Regions from separate parts of the Mus musculus genome. Here region 2 is linked to region 1. The links are chromatin loops, found by intact Hi-C in ENCODE. Cell type or tissue: left cerebral cortex. All regions are shown on one strand. Links, peaks and the distances in the headings refer to the core of each region. The heading gives the core; the rest is flanking DNA.

What was found. Hi-C counts contacts between places; a loop is a spot of excess contacts. Peaks named below come from ENCODE experiments on the same cell type or tissue, not always from the same donor. Only the 100,000 strongest peaks of a DNase experiment are listed, where the experiment ranks them.
Region 2: it touches region 1 in a loop (6-fold over the local background); 1 of 42 quality-filtered maps calls a loop at or near these places.

What each region holds. Positions count from the first base shown.
Region 1 is chr19:5,486,519-5,491,885 of GRCm38, reverse strand. It overlaps Mus81 (MUS81 structure-specific endonuclease subunit), which reads left to right and starts at 3,507. Exons shown (of 16, transcript NM_027877.4): 1 at 3,507-3,898; 2 at 3,995-4,124; 3 at 4,779-4,861; 4 at 5,298-5,367. The coding sequence starts at 3,764. It overlaps Cfl1 (cofilin 1, non-muscle), which reads right to left and starts at 1,431. Exons shown (of 4, transcript NM_007687.5): 1 at 1,284-1,431. The coding sequence starts at 1,286. In left cerebral cortex, for the core only: CTCF peaks have their summits at 2,739 (motif pointing right), 3,389, 3,878 (motif pointing right) and 4,615; DNase peaks (open chromatin) are centred at 1,452, 2,700, 3,460, 3,843 and 4 more places; H3K4me3 peaks cover 4,369 bases; H3K27ac peaks cover 4,417 bases.
Region 2 is chr19:5,293,160-5,298,526 of GRCm38, reverse strand. Sf3b2 (splicing factor 3b, subunit 2) reads left to right here and starts at 3,072. Exons shown (of 21, transcript NM_030109.2): 1 at 3,072-3,265; 2 at 3,440-3,486; 3 at 4,151-4,228; 4 at 5,208-5,367. The coding sequence starts at 3,133. It overlaps Gal3st3 (galactose-3-O-sulfotransferase 3), which reads right to left and starts at 196. Exons shown (of 3, transcript NM_001024717.2): 1 at 27-196. In left cerebral cortex, for the core only: a CTCF peak has its summit at 2,927 (motif pointing right); DNase peaks (open chromatin) are centred at 1,158, 1,679, 2,104 and 3,001; H3K4me3 peaks cover 2,884 bases; H3K27ac peaks cover 3,087 bases.

The sequences.
Region 1 (5,367 bases), core at 191-5,190:
CCCATACACAAGAATTACAACCCTTAATTAAGGCCCTGCTGGACAACTCCCTGTCATCCAAGAATGGTGAGTCCTTTAAAAAAAAAAAAAGACTGACAAATTAATAGGTCAAACTGTGATGCCCCAAATCGCCGAAAACTTTCTGCTTTGTACGGCCCTGGGGGACGACCCAATCAGAAATCTACAACCAACCCTCCCCACCACCACCATGGAACTGCAGAGGAAGCTAGCCACGTGATTCACCCGCTTCCGGAGTAGGCGGAGAAAGATTGGACTAGGTTCAGGGCCTCCCCAAGAGACACTCGTAGCCCAGAGGCAGCGAGGCGGCCGGACCTCAGATGTCTCAACGCCTAAGGCTCGCCTTTAGGAATAGGCGTAAACGCAGTCAGCTGGAGAGGTAGCTCTGGCCAGTCTCACTCCAAAAAACAGTTTCCCGTGCCCTCAGGCTAAGCATAAAAGCTGGTGGCTTCCGGGCGGTACCCGCCTCGGTCACTTCCCTAAACGCGGCTCCACCCTCGGCCCCATCCGGCAGAGCAGCAAAAGGCCTAGCTCGGCTAGAGCTGCAGCCGGGATGGCAGGGCCCAAGCATGTGCGCACGCGCTGTTCTAGCTCTAGCCCGAGGTACAGTGACTACAGAATGGAGTGTGTAATCGCTCTTTCTAGAAGTGGGGCGATAGCCTGTACAGGAACCCACTCCGTGACTCGTGTTGCAAGAAGGCTCCAGAACCAGCGTCTCAATCAGGTTCCCCGATGCCTCAGCATCTCCCAGAGCCACACCGCGGCCGCCCCCGCCCCGCCCTGACGGCGGAATCCCTGCCACCTGCTGTGGAGACCAACCTAGCCGCAGAGGGAGGATGATGCGGGGAAGGGAACAGCCCTTGGGTGGGGCGCGCGCCGACACCTCGCGCGCTTTTCCCTAGCGGCCCCGGGCCAGGGTTTGGATGCCGCGTGCTCTGGTCCAGCGCGCGCCATCGAGAACCAGCGAGCGTTGCCCGAGGCCCCGCACACTGGACCCCTCCCCCACGGCCAGTGGCCGCGCTGGCGCAAAGGCAGGATGGGGGAGGGGAGAGGAGCCAGGGGGCGCGCGAGCGACGTCCGAATCGGCCCTTCCCAGCGCCCGGAGGCGCGCACGCGCGGCCTGCCCTTCAATGAGACCCTTAATCTCGCTCGGGGTGCTGGGGGATGGGATACCAAGACCGCTTCTCTGCCGCCCCCACCCCGCCCGGCGCGCAAGCGACGGATCACGAACCCACTTCCCTCGGGCGCAGTGGCCTAATGCTCACCATGTTTCCGGAAACGAAAGGGAGACAGAAAGAGCAACTGAAGACCTGAGCCGCCGCAGCTGCTGCCGGGATCCGACTGAACGCGGCCTCTCCCGGCCCCTTCCGTTTAGTAGGAGCCGCACAATGAGGGGCGGGGCGGCCTTCCGGCGCTTGCCGCGCGGGCCGACGGGAAGTGAAGTCCGAGGATTTTGCACCGAAATAGAACTAGCTGCTACCGGGTTCCGCAGAGCTTGAGGCGCAGAGTAGGCGGAGGCCGAGAGGCGTGGGCTGTTGCACGGAGAGTGAGCCCATTGGTGCAATGGACCAAAAAACGCTCTGAGCCAGAGGCCCATCGTTTGATAAAAATGACCTGAATATAATTCTCTACTTTCTTTATCCCAGAAATTAAGTGGTTTTTTGTTCTTTATGGTTCCTGAAAAAAGATTTTGAATCATCAGCTTGGGATCCTCTCTCACAGAAAAGAGAATCGCCAAGTATAACGGTGTCTTCAAGCCAATAGAAATGCTCCCGTGGAGTAAAATTTCAACAAATAGGATTTTTTAAAAAACAGGAAATGCTAACATAAAAAGTTTGAGAGCTTTGGCGTTGTCTAAAGACGTTTGGCAAATTGTTAGATCAAACGTAATTCATGGGGGAAGGGTGAAGAGTTGTGCACTAAAAATTTCCTTATGGCCGGGCATGGTGGCGCACACCTTTAATCCCAGCACTCGGGAGGCAGAGGCAGGCGGATTTCTGAGTGCGAGGCAAGCCTGGTCTACAAAGTGAGTTCCAGGACAGCCAGGGCTACACAGAGAAACCCTGTCTTGAAAAATCAAAAAACAAAACAAAACAAAACAAAACAAAAAAAAAACTTCTTTATGTTTCTTTTACGATACAGGAAAAGGAATACTTCAATTTAATTCCAGAGTTGATAGGTTTATGATCATTTTAGCACAAAGACTGAAGAGAATCTATATGAAAGCAAAAGTTTAAAATAAACTGGGGTGGGAACTCCAGGAGAATTTCTCTGACCTGAAACAATGACCATGGCCTTAGAAAAAAAGGGCAAAGTCGCAAACAACTCAGAGGCAAAGGAAACCGGGGCCCTTGACCTCCCCAAGCTGAATAAAGGGTGTAAAAGAGGAGCTTCCCCAGGAGCGAGGCAGCACGCAGAGGATGCCGGGGGTTGTAGTCAGGGGATTGTAGTCAGACTGCACCCGTGGGCTACACTGCGGGAGCTCCAGGTGACTGCACCCGTGGGCTACACTGCTGGAGCTCCAGGTGGAGGCCGAAGCTTGACCCCCTTCTCTCCCAAGGGCCCCTCCTAAGGAGAAGGCTGGCTCCACCTTTTTCGAGACTAGCAGTTTCCCAGAGCAACGGGGGGAGGGGCCACGCAGTTACCCTGGAGACGCACTCCTTCCGCCCCTGGTCGCGGGATGCCCTAGATGTCCTTATTAGGGCATAAGCCTCCAGAGGGCGTGCCCAGTCCAAGCGCCAGCTGCAGGCTCCTTATAAGGCTGCTTGAGGAAAGAGGCGGGTGCACAAAAGCTAGACTGAGAAGAGGGTCTGCGAATTGGGCTCCCGACGACTTCCGGAGTGACAGCGTGACAGCTGAAGACCGTGCGTTGTTCCAAACACTGAAGGGACCTCTATGTTCTATTGAGCCCTGTGTCCCTCAGCTTGAGACATCCCTGCCCCAGCAAGGTTCCCACCTTCATCCTCCCTGAGGCTCCTTCACTTTTAATGAGCCACAGAAGCGAAGTGTCTAACTAGCATCCCCGGGATCCAACCATGTGCCCACATTCGAACTCTCCACCTTCTAGGATACACCTCTTATTCCTCCTTGAAAGGGAGGAATTAAATACACATCTTCGCCATTCACCTAGCCTGAGTCTTCTGTGCACAAATATCCCCGACTTGGCACATTTCGAGATCTTTCTGCTTCTGCCTTAGCTTTATTTCATTCCTTGTACCCCTTTAAGATGTCCCTCCCACAAATATTCTTGGACTTGTGTCCGTCCCTCTCCTCCACTTTTCTTAAGCCCTCTTTTTCCCAGCCTCTTCTACGATAGTGAGCCTGAAATAGCCTTATGAGACCTTGAAGCAAGCCAAGTTCAGGTTTCTGAGTGTACCCCCACACCGGCCCTCCCAGTCACAGGGGGCGCTGTCCTCCTTTTTAACAGTCAGTACACAAAAAAAAAGAGTCTGCTCTCGAATTTTTGGGTGAGAGGAAAGGGTGGGTCAAAGCTCCATGGCCTGGGTGGGGCCTGTCCAAAAGGCTGGTGCCGGCGGGCGAATGGGGGCGGTTCTAAGGAAAGGCCGTGCAAACCGAGCTAGCCTCTTACTGCATAGTACATGGCGAAAGGAGGTCATTCCATGAGCTGGTGCCCTGCTAGGTTGGAGAGACCCTACCCTCAAACAAGTGTTCTTATACCAACTGAATTGTCGCGATCCTAGTCTCAGGGGTTTTTTGAGACTCTGAAGGAGCCAGTCTAGTTCTTATGGCGGAGCCGGTCCGCCTGGGCCGGAAGCGTCCGCTGCCCGTTTGCCCCAACCCGCTCTTCGTTCGTTGGCTGACCGAGTGGCGGGACGAGGCAGCCAGCAGGGGGCGCCACACGCGTTTCGTGTTTCAAAAGGTGAGTCCCAGCTGTTTCTGGTGACAGTGCTCTGGCAGAGTCAGGTGATCCGTGAATCCTAGTTTGATAAGCTCTCTTCTCCCTTGTGTTCGCCAGGCATTGCGCTCCCTCCAACGGTACCCGCTACCATTGCGCAGCGGGAAGGAAGCCAAGATACTCCAGCACTTCGGAGACAGGCTCTGCCGCATGCTGGACGAAAAGCTGAAGCAGCACCTAGCATCAGGCGGTGAGCACCTCAGGGAGTTGGTGTCTCCTAAATTTCTTAGGTGCAGGCTGTGTCTACTCTGGCTTCAAATTACCCCCTCACAACGTGGTTGCTGTTCGACCCACGACTAGTGATTGTTGATGCTCCCTAAGCCTCCTGGTTCTCAACGAACAGAGCTAGCCGCCTGAGATTGGTGGCATTGTGAAACAAGTCTGTAACCATTTAGGAGGTGGGGGTAGAAGACTCAGGCGTTCAAGAGCATTCTCAATTTCATAGTGAGTTCGAGGCTAGCCTGGGCTATCTGAGACTATCTCCAAAAAAAAAAAGTGACATGGGTAGGGCATGGTGATTTGTACTTTTAATCCCAACACCCAGAAGAAGCAGGGGCAAGAGAATCTTTGTGAGTTTGAGGTCAGCCAGGGCTTGACGCAGTGAGCCCCTGCTTCCAAACCAAAACCCCAATTCGGGGGAATCCAGCCCCTACTTCTGACCTCTTCTAGTATTGCATGCAAGTGATGCATAGACATACTCACAGGTGAAACACTCATACACATACAAGAAAACACAAAAACGTTTTAAAATATGACACTCAAATTCACACACTGAGCAACTCCATCTAAGCTCCTCCGGGCAGCCAGACTGTGTGCAGGACTAACTCTCTTCTGATCTCTATAGGTGACCATGCCCCCAGCTCACCATCTGGAAAGAAGGGAGCCAGCAAAGGGCCACCTGAGCAAGTCCAGGACTCTTCCATGCCAGTGAGGATTGGGAAAGGAAGTAGAAAGCTAAATGGGGGGAGGGGTCGTTGATTGTAGACTTCTTGGTTTGAGGGGTTGAACAGCCCTGGATCCAGCTCTTATTGATTGAGATTGGCTTGGGACAGTCTCTTACCCTCTTTGAGAGGCACCACCTTAAATCCTAAGTAGGATTATTGGGATCACGGTAGTCAGACTCCCAAAGAGAGCTGCCAAAAGATCCAGCCCAGGAAGTTGTGGGACGTGTACCATGTTACTGTTCTCCAGGGGTTGGGGCTGGGCCTGGGCCTGGGCCATACCCCCAACTTTTGCTCTGGCCACCATCACATTCCAGATTTACTAGGGCTTGTAGCCTCATCTCCCTCGCCAGGCCCATGGGGCCTGCTGAAACCTCAGCTGACAGGCATTGGAATTCAGCGAGCCCCTCTGTCTCTCTCAGGTTCCCACCCAGCCTCAAGCAGGAAGCACCAGTGTTGGCTATTGGCCAGCTCAGAACTCAGGTGCTCGAG
Region 2 (5,367 bases), core at 180-5,179, 190 kb after region 1:
CCCGGGCTGGCTACTGCAGTACTCACGCAGGCAGGCTCTGTCTCCGACTTGGGTCAGGGCTACCCTCCGCTCCCCCTGTGCCCCTTGTCCTGAAATCTGCCGGGTCTTAGGGCAACGGGGGCTCTGAACGCAGAATGCCGATAGCTTGCTTTGCTGCGCCTGGATGGGATCAGGTGGCAGCGTCTGAGTCTGTCCGCTCAGCTCAGCTCAGCTCAGCTATACCCGCCGCCCGTCCCCCATCTCACACCGGGGGCGGGGCGGGGGCGGGGGCCTGGCGGCTCAGAGGAGGGGGAAAAGAAAAAGCAGCAAGAGGAGGGGGACTGCGTAGCTTGCCTGCTGCTGGTGAGCGTTCTCCTGTTGGTATTGGCATCTTTAGATACAGGTATCTTTCCCTTGCAATCTTGTAGAAAGAGCTCAACACCATTGTCCATCAGAAGCGAAAACCGAGGCATGGCTGGGTCCTGTCGGTCACTGGCGCTTCTTGTGGTTGGCTTAGAGGTTCAGGTGCACAAGGAGTCTCCTATATTCCCTCTCTCTCTTCCCCCGTACTTCCCACCTCTACTCGCCTGTCTGGCCCCTTCCCTTCCAGTTTGCCCTCCAGCTCTCCTGAGGCAGAACCTAGAAGTTTACCCAGGCCTGGTCAGGACTCCAGCGTTCTCAGTTCTGACCAGAGCTGCTGTTGATCTGGGGTCTCTGCCAAGGCACCTTGCACTCGGAGTCAGAAACTCCAGTTCATTTCTGGTTTCTGCTTTTATTCCATCTTGGAGTCAAGAGGCAACAGGAGTCAAGAGTCCTGCCACTTCTCAGCACTGAAATGGGCACCTGTTTCCTTGTAGCAGCTCTAATTGAAAGAGCTCCTGGTGGGTGTCTAATAGTGGCACCCCCTACAGCCACATTAGATGCCATGAGACCACAGTTGATTCTAGGGATGGCATGGATGTTGTCTCCTTTATTCTGGGCAAGGAAAGGATCTTCAGGTAGGTTAACCACCCAACTCTGGTACTTTAACAGGGCTGCACTGGTCCCTTCTGGTCTCACACAGCCAATAAGTGGGCATTATGTAAGGATCCTGACTTCAGAGGCAGGGGCACACGGGCATGTCAGCTTCTGTTTTCTTTCAGTCTTTCTCTTTGCAGAGTTTGGTATCCTATCTGCATCCCAGGGCAATCATGAAAAAAAAAAATCATCCTGTTTGGTATGTCCTTTTCTGGCCCTAGTTATATTACCGACCCATCTGCTCTTTTATCTTGCCTTAGAGACCCTGCCCTTCTCCTCCTCCTCTTCCTCCCCCTGGACTCCTCTGGAGTCCTGCCTGAGCATACTGGGGCCTCCAGCCTCAGGTGACCTGTCCGGGGCTCTCTGATTACAGGGAGCAGAGACTTCCTTTGGGTTAAAAATGGTTGTCTGAGTAAGCTGGCAAGCACAAGGAAAAGCCACCGCCGCTCATTCTTTAGTTCTGTCCTTTCCGGCTTTGGTTCCGTCTGCAATCCCAGTGTAGGGTAGTGATGAGAACCCAATGGGGAAGAGTCACCATTTGGGTATAGGTGAAGGGAACAAGAACCGCTTTTACCAGCTGTACTCTATCTGTCTGTCTCAGACCCCACCTTTCCTGCATCCTGCTCACCCCTCCTTTCCAATTACTCCTCCCTTGAGGACAGCTGGTGAAACGGAGGTGGCTAGGAAAAGATCTGAAGCGCGTGGGTGGGAAATGAGACCATTTGTGTTCCTCTCCTTTATTCATCACACACAAACCAAACAGGCTGTCATTGAGAGCGGCAGAACTAGGAGAGGGAAGGAGATAAAATAAATTGGTGGATGTTGGGCAGGCAAGGGTCATGGTGTCTTGCCCCAAGAAAGGTCCTGAGGTTTTTTTGTTTTTCCTACAAGAATATAAAGTCCCCAGGTTAGATACCCCCACCTCCCAACTCATTTATTAGCTGCCTCCTGGATGCTAAATACTTCAAGATAGAAGAAGATCAAGTTCCAGATCCTGTTTGGGGGAATGGAGGTGGGAATAAAGGACAGGAAAGACTTAAAAATGAAACAAAGACAATGGATTAGCTGGCAGCAGTAAGCCCAGTTTTCAAGAAGCAGAGGCAGGAGGATTGCCAAGAGCTAGAGGTTGGCTTGGGCTCGATTTTGTCCCAAGACAGTCTGAACTACATGACTCTTGATCTTCCACTCCATGAAATCGGGTGTGATAGTATATATCTGTAGCCTGCAAAGGATCAGAAGTTCTAGGGTAGCCTGGGCCACATATGGACACATTTGTCTTAAACAACAAAAACCTTGGGGCTTGAGAATTGGTGTTAAGAGCACTGTTGCTTTTGCAGAGGACCTGGGTTCGATTCACAAAAGTGTAACTCCAGTTCCAGATCTGACACTTCTGGCTTCTACAGATACCAGGCATGCAAGCGGTACATATACATATAATAAAACACCTGAAAGGTGGAAAATGTATTAATGAACATTCCTCGAAAGGGGGAAGGAAGCATTTGACAGAGAATACATTTATTTAAGACTTTTTCGAAGGTGCAAAAGGGGATTTTATTTTAGCAGTGCCCTTCCCCCAGGTCAGCAGCTGGAACTCAGCTTGGCGGTCCGTTCCTCCACCGGCTCCGATCCCCTTTCAGCCCATTCAAGCACGCCTGGGCGGGAGTGAGCAGACAAACACTGTTTTATCAGAGCCATCGGCACCAACCTCCCATTCGGGCGCCGGAAAGGAATCTCTATGAGCTCCTAGGAGAAATAAGCACCCAGGTCTCTCATCATTGAAGGGTGTCGGGACAGAAGACTTAGTATGTGTTTGGCCAGGAGAGAAGAAGAATGCATCTGCTCTGGGTAGAGTAAGCTCTTGCAGCCAGGCAGCGGATGTATTACTACTGCTGCATACCGGATGTCATAGCGAGCGTTCGTCCTCTAGATGGCGCATCCGCAAACTACAACTCCCAGAAGGCTCTGCAACCTCCGTTGGCGGCGATTCCTATTCCCCGGTAAGGGAAAGGGCGTGTGTTTGGACCAAGTTCTCTCCAATCACCGCGGGACGTGGATTACGCAACCGGAAGTTTCTGGAAGTAGGCCCGGCGGCTGACCCGAGCTTCCGTGTTGGTCTCGCGCCTTCTTGTGGCTAAGATGGCGGCGGAGCATCCCGAACCTCCCAAAGGAGAGTTGCAGTTGCCACCGCCTCCACCTCCAGGCCACTATGGAGCCTGGGCTGCGCAGGAGCTTCAGGCCAGATTGGCAGAGATAGGAGCGCCGATCCAGGGTGAGGCGCAGAGGCGGTCGAGAGGGGCCCTGCGTGGGCTTGTGGCGAAGTGGAGCTTGGTTACCCAGGAGACCCACGGGGCGGGGGGCGGAGACAGGCCTGTGGGACCTGACCTCGCCAAATTGGCCTGCTCGAGGTGATGCTGACCCCCTGATTCTGTGCTTCGTCCTATAGGGAGTCGCGAGGAGTTAGTAGAGCGGCTGCAGACCTACACCCGTCAGGTGAGTGTTGTCAGTGCAGGCTAGGTCTCACTTTTCCTGGAGGCCTTTAAGACTACTCACGGATGGATCTTCGTTTCTCTTCTCTTCTCTTCTCTTCTCTTCTCTTCTCTTCTCTTCTTTCTTTTTTCTTTTTCTTTTCTTTTTTTTTTTTTTTTTGGTTTTTTTTTTTTTTTTTGAGACAGGGTTTCTCTGTATAGCCCTGGCTGTCCTGGACTCACTCTGTAGACCAGGCTGGCCTGGAACTCAGAAATTCGCCTGCCTCTCCCAAATGCTGGGATTAAAGGCGTGCGCCACCACTCCGCGGCTGGATCTTCGTTTCATATACTTTTTTTGTTTGTTCTTTCGCGATAGGGTTTCTCAGTGTAGCCCTGGCTGGCCTCAAACTTAAGAGATCCTAATGCGTTTGCCTTCCGAGTGCTCCAGCACACCGGGCTAGGTCTTTTTTGTGTACTTCAACGCAGCAAGCCGGCTCTTGACCATTTTGTCAGTTCTTGGTTTTGCTTTATTGTAATTACTTCTACTCCTGTTGCTTTTCTCAGGTTCCAGCCCCAGTCTCTGTCAAGTGGGCACTGGGTACATTTTGTTAAGTAAATAAATGGAAGAGGAGGTTATGTAATGGAATACGTCCTTGTAGTCTGACCTAGAGCTCTCTTTTTTCTTGTAGACGGGCATTGTCCTGAATCGACCAGTTTTGAGAGGAGAAGATGGGGACAAAGCGGCTCCTCCTCCTATGTCAGCACAGGTAAGAGATTGCTTCGAGGATCTTTTCTGCTCAGGATAGCCATGTGTTGAGCTAGCAGATGGGACCGTAAGTTAAGGGTGAGGTCTAAGGAGACAAAATTGTGACCTCTTCACTTCTGATTTAGTGCTGCTACTGTTTTAATCCCCAATGTCTACTCCTCCAAATTTGACTTATCACTCAAGATTCCACTAGAATATCTGGAAATGTTCCTTGATCCTTTCTCAGCTGGAAGTGGTCATGCTTTCTCCTGCCAGGTATAGCTCCCAAAGTTATTGAAACGGTAAAGGATAATGCCCTGACTTGAATAATATACTCCCTGCATCTAGTACAACGTAGATATCCTATGCCTTGGAATGTTGGTTATTACTTTTTTTTTAACTTATTTTTATGTATATAAGTGTTTTGTCTGAATTTGTATTTTGTCCAAGTTTCTACCTGTGCGTCACGTGCATGCAGTGTTTTAGGAGGCCATTGAAGGGCGTTGGGTCATTCTGGGGCTGGAGTTACAGAACTGTGAGCTTCCATCGGGGTGCTGGGAATTGAGCCCTGATATTATAGAAGAGCAGCTCTTAACTGCTTGGCCATCTATCCAGCCCTAGTTCCTATTTCTTTAAGTCCTTTCTGATTCTAGTATTTGTTTCTCTTCCTCTAAAGTTGTGGCTTTGACCTGGAGTTTATTGGTGTGTTTGTGTATGTGTGTTTTGTGAAGTTCCTGTATGGATTTTAGAGGTGTCCTTGTACCTCCTTAAATTGAATGCAAAATGTAATATGAATGTTCCTCATATTTTTTCAGAGAAGCTAATAGCTTTGATCAGTGTGCTAAAGTTAGCATCTTTTGATTCTTTTATGGTGTATTTTCTTGAATCCTACGTCATTAGACTTCAAATTCTAGTATCTGGCTCTTTTGCTAGGTCTCTAGCAAATGCTTATAAATTGAATAAATGCTTTCTAATTCATAGCTGTATTTTTTTCCCCATAGCTGTCTGGGATTCCTATGCCACCACCACCTATGGGACTTCCCCCTCTACAGCCTCCTCCACCACCTCCACCACCTCCACCAGGCCTTGGCCTTGGCTTTCCTATGGCTCACCCACCAAATCTGGGGCCCCCACCACCTCTTCGAGTGGGTGAGCCTGTGG